Regions from separate parts of the Homo sapiens genome. Here region 2 is linked to region 1. A link is a loop called in an ENCODE intact Hi-C map of the cell type or tissue named here. Cell type or tissue: gastrocnemius medialis. All regions are shown on one strand. Each heading gives the region's core, and the rest is flanking DNA. Links, peaks and the distances in the headings are about the cores only. Region 1 overlaps TLN2 (talin 2). Region 2 overlaps TLN2 (talin 2).

The links. A loop is a pair of places that touch in the nucleus more often than their neighbours do. Peaks named below come from ENCODE experiments on the same cell type or tissue, not always from the same donor. Only the 100,000 strongest peaks of a DNase experiment are listed, where the experiment ranks them.
Region 2: it touches region 1 in a loop (9-fold over the local background); 1 of 110 quality-filtered maps calls a loop at or near these places.

What each region holds. Positions count from the first base shown.
Region 1 is chr15:62,542,087-62,549,380 of GRCh38, reverse strand. The region is part of intron 1 of TLN2 (talin 2); the gene reads right to left. Among named protein-coding and RNA genes, the nearest start is that of MGC15885, 99 kb to the left of the region's middle. In gastrocnemius medialis, for the core only: no CTCF peak of the experiment used is centred there; DNase peaks (open chromatin) are centred at 3,320 and 3,780; H3K4me3 peaks cover 1,721 bases; H3K27ac peaks cover 2,552 bases.
Region 2 is chr15:62,428,865-62,436,158 of GRCh38, reverse strand. All of the region lies in intron 1 of TLN2 (talin 2), which reads right to left. Among named protein-coding and RNA genes, the nearest start is that of TLN2, 42 kb to the right of the region's middle. In gastrocnemius medialis, for the core only: no CTCF peak of the experiment used is centred there; DNase peaks (open chromatin) are centred at 2,696, 3,228 and 4,111; H3K27ac peaks cover 2,754 bases.

The DNA of each region.
Region 1 (7,294 bases), core at 1,687-5,686:
GAAGGACTGCTTGGGTACAGGTATTAGAAACCAGCCTCAATTAAAGTGAAACCCTGTCTCAATTAAAATAATAATAAATAAACTTCAGCGATCCCACATGATTTGTGATTAGTGTTAATCTGAACAAATGGAAGACTAAATGGAATAACCGAACAGAAGAATCTTAAGTAACTGGAGTATGGCTCTCAGGGAGCCCTACAGGAAGAAGGAAAGGTCTCCCTCCAAAGCCATTCATGTTTTACACTCCGTAGGGTCTCAATTAAAGGCAGCTAATTGACTCTACATGTACAGTCCTACTAAACAGCTAAAGCAGATGAGGATAAGAAAGCAAACTAGCTACCAAAGAACTTTTCTGGGCATAAGCAGATATAGTTAAGACCAGTGGCAAACCATTACACACTCCTATCAAGGACCAAGACAGATACAGTAATAACTCCAAGTGGATCTAACTATAGAATAAAGTCTTGGATTCCTCAAGATTATTTACCCTAGGATTCAAATCCACCCATAATTTTATCCTTGAGTCGACATTATTTTTGTTGTAAATCCACCCTCCATCCTACCATTCCTTTCTGCCTGGATAGATTTTCCTTTGGGAAATCACTACATAGCAGCCACAGGATCTGGCCCCAAACTTAGCTCCAGAGGTTGATGTTTACCAGCATAACCTAATCAGCACAATTTCAACCGTATTCTGATTAGCTGTGGGATGAACAGGAACCCAATTCTAAGCACATGGCATTTCCCCTGGCTGCCATGTTAGTTAGGCGGAATAAATGTCAGGTCTTTTGTTTGATGGTTATGGGTGTGAGTGAACAACCAGGGAACCCTGGCTACTACTAGCTGCCTTCTGGTGAGCACCAGGAAATCTAGGCCTAGGAAGACACACCTAGAGAACCCTGTGTGCAACTTGAAAAGTAGGTCTTTTTCCAGTTATTGAGCCAATGCATTGTCTTTATTGTTTAAGCCAATTTGGGGTTTCTGTCATCCAAAGCGTTATGATGTCTACCCCACTCCTACTTTTCCATCCCATTTTACCCGATTCTCTTAGGACATACATAAACCCACTTTGTAAGACTCTATAACTGTCCCCAACATACTCCATCTACTCCTAGCTCCTCATTTGTGTGTCATTCCCCTGCCTGAAATGTTCCTCCCTTGCTCTCTCCATTTTTCAAATCCTGTCTGGTCTTCCAGACTCAGGCTGGAGTCCTAATCCCTCCGAGGGCAGACATCCAGGACCATAATTTTCTTGTCTCATTATCGATATTAGTTGTCATCTGTGTCCTATTTTATACTTTTAAGTATCTTTCCACAAGCATAGTCTCGGGCTGGAATGAAGCTCCATATGTTTGCAACCCCTTGCAAAGGGCCCCTGGAAGAATATCTTGTGATAAATGGAAAACCAATAACTCCTGTATAGGCAGATGCAAAATGCGATTTAGACCTCCTGATCACTGCCAGTCACTCCTTCTTAATTCACATAGCAATGTAGAGGATAGACAGCAATTTCAGAGGCAACATATTCCAACATCACACAATTGGCCACGGCCCTGTCACATTTCACAACCAGACTGGCAGTAACAGCTGGATGAGGATCAGAAATTTATCAGGCTACTTTCCATTTGCAGATTGCTGAAGTCCTTCCAAGGAAGATGCAAGACTAACTCCTGTGTTCTAAAAAGTAAACATCCACACCTTTCAAATATCATCCTGGGGGCAACACCAGAATGGAAAACATGAAAAAACACAGCCCAAGGCATCCACCGAACAATAGGTTCCAGCCACCTTCAAAGTCTTTTATATCCCCTTTCATACCTGTAGCTCCAGATACCTTCGGAGCACTCTGGGAGTACATCTGTGAGATTTAAATGAGGAACATGAATAAACAGAGGTTGGGATTTACCCCCATCACAGAGATGATCAGGAGCTCATGAGTAAGTTGAGGGGTCATGCAGGACCCAGTACTATGTCCACTGAATATGACAAAATGTGTGTGTGTGTTCACATACGAGCCACAAAGATGTCAACGTAGCCACAAGATTGATACTATCCTAGACAGTCTAATCCTTTTGTATGTGTGGCATGACATGTCCCTTATCTGCACAAGGATTTTGACATCCCAGTTGGGGTCAACATTAACAGTATCTGAACATGTTTTTCAACAAAGTAGAGAAATGAAAGGGCTGAAAAATTTTAAAAATCACTATGAGTGATCTACAGAATAAAGCAGGTATCTTTACAAATACATATTTACCTATAATAATTGGGAGCTTATTAACAGTTAATCCTCCCTTCATAAGGAATAGCAGTTTCTTTGGTAAACGGCCAGATTCAGTGTTTCAATACTGCTTCTTTATCCCCTTTCCTCCCTGATTAACGCTGGTCTTTTCCTGGTTCCTAAATAGGTTCTCAAGAGGTCCACAGACTATCAGCAGGGGCTTGTAAACAAACTGCAGTATTACGGACCAAGGGCTTGGCAACAGAAATGCAGCATGCCTCCTCATGGCCTCTGCATCTCACATTACTACCAGGAGATTTGTTCTCCTCATTGCTCTAGTCTGTAAATGCTTTCAAGGTTGAGCTTTATTGTAAGCCATGTGGCTGCTAGAGATAGATCTCAAAGCTCCCCTTGCTCTAAAGGACTCCGCCTTCGCTGTGTGGCCACTGACCAAACTGATTTTGCCTTTCCTCCACACTGGCCATGGTGCCAAGATGGCCTCATGAACTACTCACACTCTCATTGGCTTTATGCTAAGAGGGGCTCTCTATGCTGTCCTTGCAACTGGATAGAAAAAACAAACCTTCAGACAACATGCCCCCAGGAAGACTATCTCCTGAGAAGCCAGTCCAGAACACTTCCCAGCTTTCTGGTTTGCCTTTCCAGAACATCTTAGTAGTTCACAACTATGGAGCAAGAAATGAAATACCAAAATTAACACAGCACAAGCAAAAGGCTGAATCCAAATAGTTGCTGTTCAATCAGAGAAAAAGCAAACCAAACACCAATCACAATATCTCTATCAGCACTTTTCAATCCACTCCAAGAACCCAACACAGATGAAGATTAGCCGTGCCCCAGCTCACTTGTCTGGAGGCTTCTTAAAGGAAAATCTCCAGCAAGAATCGATTTCATCAAAGCCAAGTGGTTTGCAGCAACTCCTTCTGTCACCAACAGGTCAGGAAAGAGCCCCCGTCAGAGGTAGTGAAGACAGAAATCAGTGCCGACCTCCCTCTCCACACTGTGCCAGGCAGGCCAGCCTCACTGTGTCAAAGCAGAGGACTTGCTCTTCCCCCAAGAATCAGAAACAGCTGCTCCCACTTCATCAAGTTTCCAAGATTCCAGAATGTTCCAGCCCCACCTCATGTCCTGAATTTCTGGCTCTACTGCTTCATAGAACCAGCAGAGCACAGAAAGGAAATACAGTCCAAAGACCTGGAATGCTGAGACATTGCCAAGTCCTCTTCTGGCACTCTCTCCCAAGCATGGTGAAAGAATTGACAGCACCAGTCTGGGATACAAACACCCCCAACTTTGGTTTGATATTCCGGATATCCATTTGACAAATATTTATTGAGTGCCCAATCAGAATAAGGCCCTGCCACTACACCTCAGCCAGGATGGGCTCGAGTTCTGAGTTCTGAGATTACCAAATTTCACCAATGCACACAGAGCAATATGGATTTCAGGCTGCTGTCCAAGAACAGGGAACAATTGTTCACTATTGATTCACTTGAGCATAAAAAGGATATGCAAATTTGCAGGAGATTTGCAGCTCTGCTGTCCCTGGAACCCTGCCACAAAACCCAGGAAAGAACACATTGAGACACAGTGACACACACACACACACACACACACACACACAAAGAGAAAGAAAGAGAGTTGGATTCAAGAGACACTATGCAAATGCAAGGTTAAAAAGATGCTGCCTCACTGGAAATGTTGCCTAGCCTGATAACCCACCTTTTCCTCCATCCTTTTTCTCTTTCCCTCTTTCCTCTTCAACAGACAAATGTGGACTTTTTGTGTTGTTTCAGTGCCTTGTTATTGCAACAAGCAATTTTTGGAAGAGTTAAGAAATGTACTGTTCTTCACCCCCCAATTTTTCTGTACACATCAGTCAATAAAAGAAAAAGCATAACAGCCGGGTGCGGTGGCTCACGCCTGTAATCCCAGCACTCCGGAAGGCCGAGGTGGGCAGATCATGAGGTCAGGAGATTGAGACCATCCTGGCTAACACAGTGAAACCCCGTCTCTACTAAAAATACAAAAAAAAAAAAAAATCAGCTGGGTGTGGTGGCAGGTGCCTGTAGTCTCAGCTACTTGGGAGGCTGAGGCAGGAGAATGGTGTGAGCCCAGGAGGTGGAGCTTGCAGTGAGCCGAGATCGCAACACTGCACTCCAGCTTGGGCGACAGAGCGAGACTCCGTCTCAAAAAAAAAAAAGTGAGGTCATCCCCAAATCTCCACTTAGCACAAGTCTGGGGTTATTAACACAATCAATGTGTTGCCACTAGCATTGATAAGGAAAAAAAAACTAAGAATAAAGTTAGCTAATCCTGACACCATCTCTTACTTCCATTAGAACCTGCCATTCTAGGAATGGAAGGAAACTTCAGGCTGTGATTAGAGGGGGGGAAGAAAAAAAAAAAAAAGCTTTTCTACTCCCACTTGCTTTTAAAAGATTTTTCTCTTAAAAGGGTAGATGATGATGACAGAGTTGATGGAAAAAATGTAGGATGGCGCAGTGGCAGATAAGCCAGAAGCGGTCTCCAGGAAATGAAAACTATTCCAAAGCACGCCTCAATTTAGAACCTTTAAAAGACTATGGAATCTGTCTGTTTTTTCAGGAAAGCATGATCCTTCCTTGTACACACAGTGTTGGTTTTTCTTCCAGGTGTCTGTGGAAACAAGCCATTCTAGGAATCCATGAGCAACCCACACCTCCTTTTCCAGTAATCACCACTTATAACCTTTTGGAAAAGTCCCACAGAAAGATGGCTAAGGAAGCAGATGCCCCACAGGAGGCAGAGACCACGAGTGTTGGCGAACCCAGAGGAAGAGGCGCTATGAGTTTGGGAGGCTGGGGGAGACTAGGGAAGAGGCACTGAACTGGGCTTGGACCAACCAGGACTCACCTATTACAGGGAAGAACCTTCCACAATATTTTTTAAAAGGTCTGGAGAAACAAGAAATATCATTTTTAAGGAATCTGAAATTTGGATGAACATGAAGAGCAGGCTCAAATGGAGATTCGCCACTCTAAGAACACAAATGATTATTATACAAAGCGTGATAGCTAACTTATCTTACAGCTCTCTCAGAGATCAGGACCGAGGCCTCATTAATTCTGACGACATCAGAGTCTGTCAAGGCCAGAAAGGACCTCATGGGCCCTACTACCCTCCACGCCAGCCCCAGCCCCTGAATAGCCCAAGGCCCTATCCTGGGTTTTCAGCTTACTATTACAGTCCTCCCTGGAGATGCTCTCACAGCTCCCCATTGTAGCCTGAACACAGTTTAACACAGTTTAATATTATATATTTGTGTGATTATTTCATTCATTAACTATTTGATAAGGATAAGAGCCAGGCGTGTATTAGAGCTCCATCTTTTTTTTTTTTTTTTGAGACAGAATCTTGCTCTGTCACCAGGCTGGAGTGCAGTGGCACGATCTTGGCTCACTGCAACCTCCGCCTCCTGGGTTCAAGCAACTCTTCTGCCTCAGCCTCCCCAGTAGCTGGGACTACAGGCGCACACCACCACGCCCAACTAATTTTTGTATTTTTAGTAGAGACGAGATTTACCATGTTGGCCAGGATGGTCTCAATCTCTTGACCTTGTGATCCACCCACCTCAGCCTCCCAAAGTGCTGGGATTATAGGCGTGAGCCAGCGCGTCTGGCCTAGAGCTCCATCTTACATCTGTCTCATCATTTTTCATTCCTGTCTCTTCTACTAGTCAATAAGCCCTAAAAGGACAGAGGACATGTCCACATTGCACATAATTATATCTCCGGCCCCTGTCCTAGAGCTTGGCATAGTAGGTACTCAGCAAATATATGCTGAATTAATGAAGTCCAACCTCCTTGTTTTAGAGTTGAGAATATAGAGTTTCTGAACAATTTGATGATGTGGGCAACCACTAGGGAGTGACTTAAGACCAAAGGCTTCCTGAGGAATGGCACCAACAGAGAAGCTATTAAACACTGCTATGGGGAAAATTAAAAGGCTCTGGAGCCAGACAGAGAGCAATACATGCCCATCCTAGCCCTGTCCCTGTAGTGGCCATCTGTGGATGGCCTCTCCAGCACTCATTTCCTCCTAGCAAACAATCTCTCCTTGATTATATTTCTGAAGCTGACATATGTCCTAGGTCACATATCCTAGGTCAAGCCAAGTCACTGTAGCCAGTCCATTTCTCTGGCCACAATGACTGGTTTAAGGCAAACACATGACTTGAGTCAATCTAGTCTTAGTGAATTTCATGACTTCTGCTTGTAATCCTGGGTCAAAGTTGCTGGCTCTTCTATGGTTGATGTGGCGTTCATTCGTAAGGCCTGAATCTTCTGAGGCTGTTTTTGTCACCATGAGTTGAAGACAGCATGATGGTGAGGCCCACATACATAGGAAGGCAGAGCCAAGACAGTCCTAGGACAAGGGATCAGATCCCTAATACCAACACGAATCCCTGGATTGAACCATACCTGAAACACACCCCATGGTTGGACTTCTCAGTCACAAAAACCAGTAAATTATCTTTGTTATTTGAATCAGTCTGGGGTAGGTCTTCTTTTACTTGCAACCAAAAGGATCCTAGTATATACAGTATTTTCCCGTTATCTGCAGTTTCAGTTGCCTGCAGTCAATTGTGGTCTGAAAATACTAAATGGGGCCGGGCGCGATGCCTCACACCTGTAATCCCAGCACTTTGGGAGGCCAAGGCAGGTGGATCAAGAGGTCAGGAGATCGAGACCATCCTGGCTAACATGGTGAAACCCCGTCTCTACTAAAAAATACAAAATCAGCCAGGTACGGTGGCAGGCGCCTGTAGTCCCAGCTACTCTGGAGGCTGAGGCAGGAGAATGGCGTGAACCCGGGAGGTGCAGCTTGCAGTGAGCCGAGATCCTGCCACTGCACTCCAGCCTGGGCGAAAGAGCGAGACTCTCTCTCAAAAAAAAAGAAAATACTAAATGGAACGTAACCCCCTCAAATAAGGGAAGACAACTGAATTAAGCATGTGATTTTGAAAAAGTAAAAATGAAGATAACACTTACTTCAAAAGGATTATCTTAC
Region 2 (7,294 bases), core at 1,410-5,409, 110 kb after region 1:
CAACTGAATTAGAACTGCAGGTCAAACAGGAGGTTAGCAGGACATCTGTGATGCAGAAAGCAATGGGAAGTACGGAGAAATGTGTTTGTGACGTAAGTTTGAAACAAGTAGGCACAAGAAACATCCTGATAGAGTGGAGAAGGCAGGCAACAGTGATATCATGGAGCATGATACAAAATCCAAAATTCATAAAGATTAATAAATTTGACTACATAAAACAAATTTTGTGCAGTGAAAAAGCTAGTGACAAAGACAAAATGAGGGAAAGTATTCACAGCATGTGACAGATGCTAATTTCCATAATACATAAACAGCAAGGCCTGGCATGGTGGCTCACGCCTGTAATCCTAGCATTTTGGGAGGCCAAGGAGGGTGGATCACCTGAGGTCAGGAGTTCAAGACCACCCAGGCCAACATGGCAAAACCCCATCTCTACTAAAAATACAAAAATTAGCCAGGCAAGGTGGTAGGCGCCTGTAATCCCAGCTACTTGGGAGGCTAAGGCAAGAGAGTTGCTCGAACCCGGGAGGCAGAAGTTGCAGTGAGCCAAGATCGCGCCATCGCACTCCAGCCTGGGTGACAAGAGCAAAACTCCATTTCAAAAAAATAAATAAAAATAATTTTAAAAATCAAATACAAATCAATAAGAAAAAGACAACAACACAATAGACAAATAGACAGCAGACACAAAAAGTGAAGAGAAAAAGAAATAAAAATGACTTAAGCATATAAAGACAGTCAACTTCTGCGGAGAAAAATGAATGGTTTTACACTGTTGGTGGTAGTGTAAATTAGTTCAACCATCGCGGAAGATAGTGTGGCAATTCTGCAAAGATCTGGAGGCAGAAATACCATTTGACCCAGCAATCCCATTATTGAGTATATGCCCAAAGGAATATAAATCATTCTACTATAAAGATACATGCATGCGTATGTTCACTGCAGCACTATTCACAATAGCAAAGACACGGAATCAACCCAAATGCCCATCAATGATAGACTGGATAAAGAAAATGTGGAACATATACACCATGGAATACTATGCAGCCATAAAAAAGAACAAGATCTTGGTCCTTTGCAGGGACATGGATGGAGCTGGAAGTCATCATCCTCAGCAAACTAAGGCAGAAACAGAAAAACCAAACACTGCATGTTCTCACTGATAAGTGGGAGCTGAATGATGGGAACACATGGACACATAGCGGGAAACAACACACTTTGGGGTCTGGGGGTGGAAAGGAGAGCATCAGAAAGAATAGCTAATGGATGCTGGGCTTAATACCTAGGTGATGGGTTGATCTGTGCAGCAAACCACCATGGCACACATTTACCTATGTAACAAACCTGCATATCCTGCACATGTTCCCCTGAACTTAAAAGTTGAAGGAAAAAGAAAATGCTCAACCTCACATCACACATCATAAGTGATATGAGATTCCATTTTTACCTAGCGGACTGGCAAATATAGGCAGTCTGACAATACACTGTGTTGGCGAGGACTCCTGGGAACAGGCACTCTCATACATTGTTGGTTAAATGATTAAAAATGATACAACTTCTTTGGAGGACAATTTAGCAATATTAAATTAAAGATGAACATACTTTCTGACTTAACTGTTTTAGGACTTTATCCCACAGCTGTACTCACACTTGCAAGCAAGGGAAAGAGCGCGCGCATGCACAAGAGTGCACACACATCAGCAAAAGATAAAAAAAAGACCCAAATGTCAATAGGGAGCCAGTTAAAAGACGAAATGGAATATACTATAATGGAATATAAAACTGCTGTTAAAAAAGAATGAGGCTATTCTATATAATCTAATAGGATATAACTTACAATGTTAACTTTTTTTAAGTAAGATGCTTAAGTACACACACCTTATATACTATATATTCAGAGGGGAAGGGAGTCAGAACATAAAGACACATATACATAGACCACTTCCAGGATAATATACAAATACCACTAACAGTGGTTGCCTTTAGGAAGGGACCTTAGTTTTTAGTGGATGGATTGGAGCAAAGTTACTTTTCACTGCATGCCTCTTTCTACTTTTTAAAATTTTTACATGTGAAATTTAACTTTTTGAAAATTAAAATTGTATTAAAAAGAAAGGAGGACAGATGAGCCTAAATTAGGGAGACAATCTTTTTTTTGGGCGGGGGCGGGGGGACAGAATCTTGCTCTGTCACCCAGGCTGGAGTGCAGTGGCGTGATCTCGGCTCACTGCAACCTCTGCCTCCTGGGTTCAAGTGATTCTCCTGCCTCAGCCTCCTGAGTAGCTGGGATTACAGGTACCTGCCATCACTCCTGGCTAATTTTTGTATTTTTAGTAGAGGCAGGGTTTCACCACGTTGGCCAGGCTGGTCTTGAACTCCTGATCTCAAGTGATCCACAAGAAGGGAAGTGAATCTGGACAGGAGACTCGATTCATTCAAGCTTCAAATAACTGAGGCAGGTATGATAAGATTAGTATCCCTTACACCAGAACAGGGGCCCTTATGTACAAAGGCCATCTGGGGGAAAAAAACCAGTGAGTGACAACCTTGACTCAAAAGCAGAAAACACAACTCAGTCTGTGAGCAGACCCGAAGCAAGCAGGTAACACAATCACAGTCCATAGTCAAGAGGACTAAATAGAGAATTCACACCCCTGAGATTGGCTAACACCAAGACTAGAAACAGAGGTGGTATGCCCCAGCGGTCTGCCTCGGTGACAGTCAGGTGGTACAGGGATTTGTCCTCTGGTTCTCAGCAGGCCCTATGGAGTTTCAGAACTTTGGAATCAGGCCTCCTGGACCAGGAATCGATTAGTCCAGAGGGATACCACAGCCTTAGAGTTGACTTAATTCAGATACAACAAGAAGTTACAAGGCAAAAACCCTCAGGCTTCTGTGTCAGATTGTCCCCTGGGTCCCTGTGGCCAGCAACAGGTATAGGTGAGAGCCTCTGAATGAAACGCCCAGGCTGGAGCCCTGTCAGGGCTGCAGTCTTCTTCCCAGAAAACACCATGATTTGTATTTCAGGTTGAAATTCACATCACCAAATAAAGACACCCAGTTCCTCTCCCTAGGAGTACACATCTCACACCCTCTGCCCCTCTATTTGGGGACCAATGCCTCTGTCAACATACCTATCTTAAAATAGAAACCAAGTGGCATATGCTGTGGTCTATTTCAGAAACTATGTCAAACACATCTGGATGAGTACTCCCCATGCCTGCCTGGCAAGGGCTTCTCCTTGGCTCGTAGGAAAATAGGGCACAGACACTTCTCTCTCCCCTGCCAGTTATGTGAGGGATTTTCTGGAGTCAGCATGTTTCACAAGAGGCGTAGAAACTCTATAAATATGCATTCTAGGGCATAAACCAAAGGACCTTAAATTAGTCATGGCCAAAATACATGTACTCGAAGGAGCAAAACAACTCCTAGTATATTGCCAAGAACACAGTAAAAGCTCCATAAAACACCTCCTGCAGTTTCTTCACCTCTAAGAACCCAAACCTCAAAACATTTAAAAATTAAATTAAATCAAATCACATAACACACATTAGCATGCCTCCGGTTCTTTTCAAAGTGCCTTCACATACATCATCTCAATATGGTACCCTGTGTACGATCCAAAATTCATATGTTAGAAACAATCCCCAATGCAACAGTGTTGAGAGGTGTTTAGGTCAAGAGAGCTCCAACCTCATGAGTGGATTAATGCCACTATAAAAGCACTTGCAGGAGTGGATTTGCTCTTTTGCCCTTCTACCATGTGAGGACACAGCAAGAAGGCCCTCACCAGAAGCCAGCACTTTGATTTTGGACCTCTCAGCCTCCCGAACTCTGAGACAAATAAATGTCTGTTCTTTGAAAATTGCCCAGCCTCAGGTATTTAGTTTTGCATCATGAAACAGACTAAAATGGTCATTTTGTCTTCAATTAGAGGATTACTTTCCCAGAGTGTTTCTTTTCCAGAGGACCTAATAAAAAATTCGATAAAAAATCTAATAAAGATACACTAATAAAAAGTAAAAAAATTTAATTAAACATACACACACTGAGACACTGAAGGAATACAGCCCAACTGCTATTACACCAGGACGAGGCCTGCTATGATTCTGAGTCACAAGTGAATTTGTTGTCTGCATTCAGGAGCTAAAAGAGCAACACGTCCTTTCCAAGGAGCGTTCCAGAAGTCCCATTAACCCAGAGCAAGAGATGGGCCTGGGACCATGCCCGGGGCCCAAGGCCTGGAGCTCACCCACTCTACATTTGTATCCCTGATATTTTGTTCCAATAGAGATGAAATCCACAAAATATTTACACCAAGCTGCACAGAGGCATAGAATTAAATATACATGGGTTTCTGGTCTTCCATTTTTAGAAATTTCCTTTATTTTATTTATATATTTGAGGAACGACTGATGCCATTTTCCCTTTCTTCTTTCTGAATGTTTTTCCAAATGGAGAAAGCTAAAGAAAGCTGCACAAGTCCATGTTTGCTGAGCTATAAAGATTCTTTCAGCATCCAAACTTAAACTACCAAATCAAACAAGCCACTTGTCAATGTTTGGTTTCAAAATTCCAGAGTCTCAGGCTACATGTGATCCTTCCAGGCACAAACCCTGAGAAACCAAACAAGCAGTATGGTCACATTTACCGTTACCTGTTCCGGTGACTTCGGGATATGACATATGTTTAAATTGCCTAATTATGTAAGTATCTAATTTTGTGTTTAACATGTCATCAGTGCACAGTCAAATTATATTCCACAAATATGTAGAGAACATTCGGCCTTAATTAGTTGTTTATCCCTACTGCTGTGCTGCTCTCATCTCAGATTCAAAAATGTTATTGAACTAGGTCTTTTTTTAATGTTCACTTTAATGTATATGCACATATGTAAGTATATTTCCCTTCTCCAAAGGGAAAAGCTCTACACAGTTTCACATGCTCCAGCAGGCTTGTGACCAAGGACTGGGGACACTATGGTAGGCAGAGTCCTCTGCTTAAACCCTGGGAGCCCTTCAGAGAGATGTTTACCTGTTAAAAGTCGTTTCCCCTCAAGCCTCACTCAGTGGGCCTGGAGCTCAAAAGTCAGCTCAAGGTCATTATTTCTAACAAGAATCCAGAGCAAGGTATCAGTCTCTCAGATCCTCCCTTGTGCTTGATCATCCAAATTATTACTATCATCCTGGAAGGAGCTGGGTGTTTTTGTGTATTTTTTTTTTTTGGCTTTTCCTGTTTATCATCTTTCTCGCCTCCTCCAGGAAGCCTTTGAGACTTCTAGACCAAATTGATCTCTCCAATGGCTAAAGTGAGTATCACTCAGTAACTGTCCCAAACAATTTATCCTGAATTACTCACACTTCTACATTACCTTGTGGATTGTTCCCTCTAACCATCTTACTGTTCAATCTGACATACCGGGCCATGACTTATACTTTACTCATGATCGACATGGGGTTTGAGCACAATGCAGGGTACCAGTAAATGCTCAATAAATATTTATTGGTTCGTTTGACTAAGTCTCAAACAGAGATGAGATCTGTCCACTATACATCTGAACTCCTGCAGAATTAAAGTATTAAAGTCACCATCCCCAAAAATGTGGTGCAAATCATTAACTCAAACAAGTGCTACCTCCTCCTAACAAAAATTGCTACCTCGCAAATAATCCAGATTAAGGGTAATTGAGAGTAAAAACATCTAGCGAACAAAACAGAAGCTAAAGTTCTAATTGAGGCCAAGATTCCTCTAACCGGGAAGAGTTTGGACAGAAAATAACAGTTGTAATTGTTTTTGATAGTTTCCATGTCTTCAATTTAACCATGATTGGCCCAATAAGACAGATACACTATTTCCAAAGTCATACAAATTTGCTTTCCACTTAAGACACAAAACAGTTGTTTAACTTTCTAGACACTGGTATGTTCTCCAAAGTCAATTGAACTGTAATGGAATTTTCCACCTCTGAAACACCAATAAATGCTAGCTTACAACAGAAGTCCAATAAGTGTTCAGAATATGTAAACACAGCCACAAAGACCTAATTTTTTCCTTTTTAAAATCTGTACACTTATATATACATTCCAGGGGACTCAAAGGAGAACTAGAATAAACTAGTTTAGGAATATCACTAAATTGGAATCATCATAAAATCAAAACCTTTTTTCTTATCAGTTCGGGCCAGGTCTCTCAGGAAGTCTCCGCATTTATATCGGTTATGTAAAAACCTTAACCAGTGATCTTGGATAAGTCACGTACAGGCTGAAAGGACACGACAGTTCTCAGGAAAACATATTATCTCAATTACATTATTATGGGCCTGAATAATCTTTGCCAAGGAAACTACACAGAGATGCAAACACTTCAGCATTAAGTTATGTTTGCTTCTAGAAAGTTTCTGGTATTTCTGATATTGGTGTGCCTGATGTTTTAGCAATTCACAATAAAAATGACCAAACCACCCCAGGCACCTTGACCAGGGGCCACAGCATCTTCCAGTTCCCACCCCCAAAATTAACCCAAACCTGTTGGCATGTCTAAAGAAAACTTCCAGACTACTTCCTCTCTCTAGCTTCTCCAAAACACACCAGCAATTAAATACATCGGCCAGAGTGAAGTTCCCTGCTAAACTACAAACCCAGCATGCCAAAAAATTAGAGGGGGTAACTAAACCCTGGCCAAGACAGGTCTCAAGTCGGGTGGGGAGACGTCTCACCAGCTAGAAACCACAATGCAGAGTTGGCTAGACACGATCTTAACACATGTGCTTTTCATAAACGATAAGTCTTTCGATTTTCGAAGCACCTAAAGGGAAAGGTTCAGGGGCTTTCACCAACCGATGAATCAGTTCATCCTCCTGGCTTCCCAGAACAGCAAACTCAGATATCCCAGGCAGAACCATCCAACCACACAGGCCTCTCCTCAGTTTGCTACCAGGCATCTTCTCCTCCTCCTTCCTGAAACAGTACCATCACAAGATCACTGCACCCCGCTTGAGTGATTGCTTAGGGCTCACCACTACCCCCCCAACCCCCGCCAACCCCGGTTCCCACCCAGAGCCACAAGCTCTGGCCTGGTGACCTGTCAAAATTGGCATGCTGCTCCAGGGCCGGTCTCCAGACGGAAGTCAGGCTGATGATATCTGTCTCCCCCAGAGAAGCTTTCAATAGGGCCCCAGGTCCCACTCCAGAAGCTCTGAGTCAGTGAGTCTGGGTGAGATTCTGAAATCTGGATATTCAAAGCCGTCCCAGGTGATTCTTGAAGATCAGTCAGGATCAAGAATTAATGCATACTA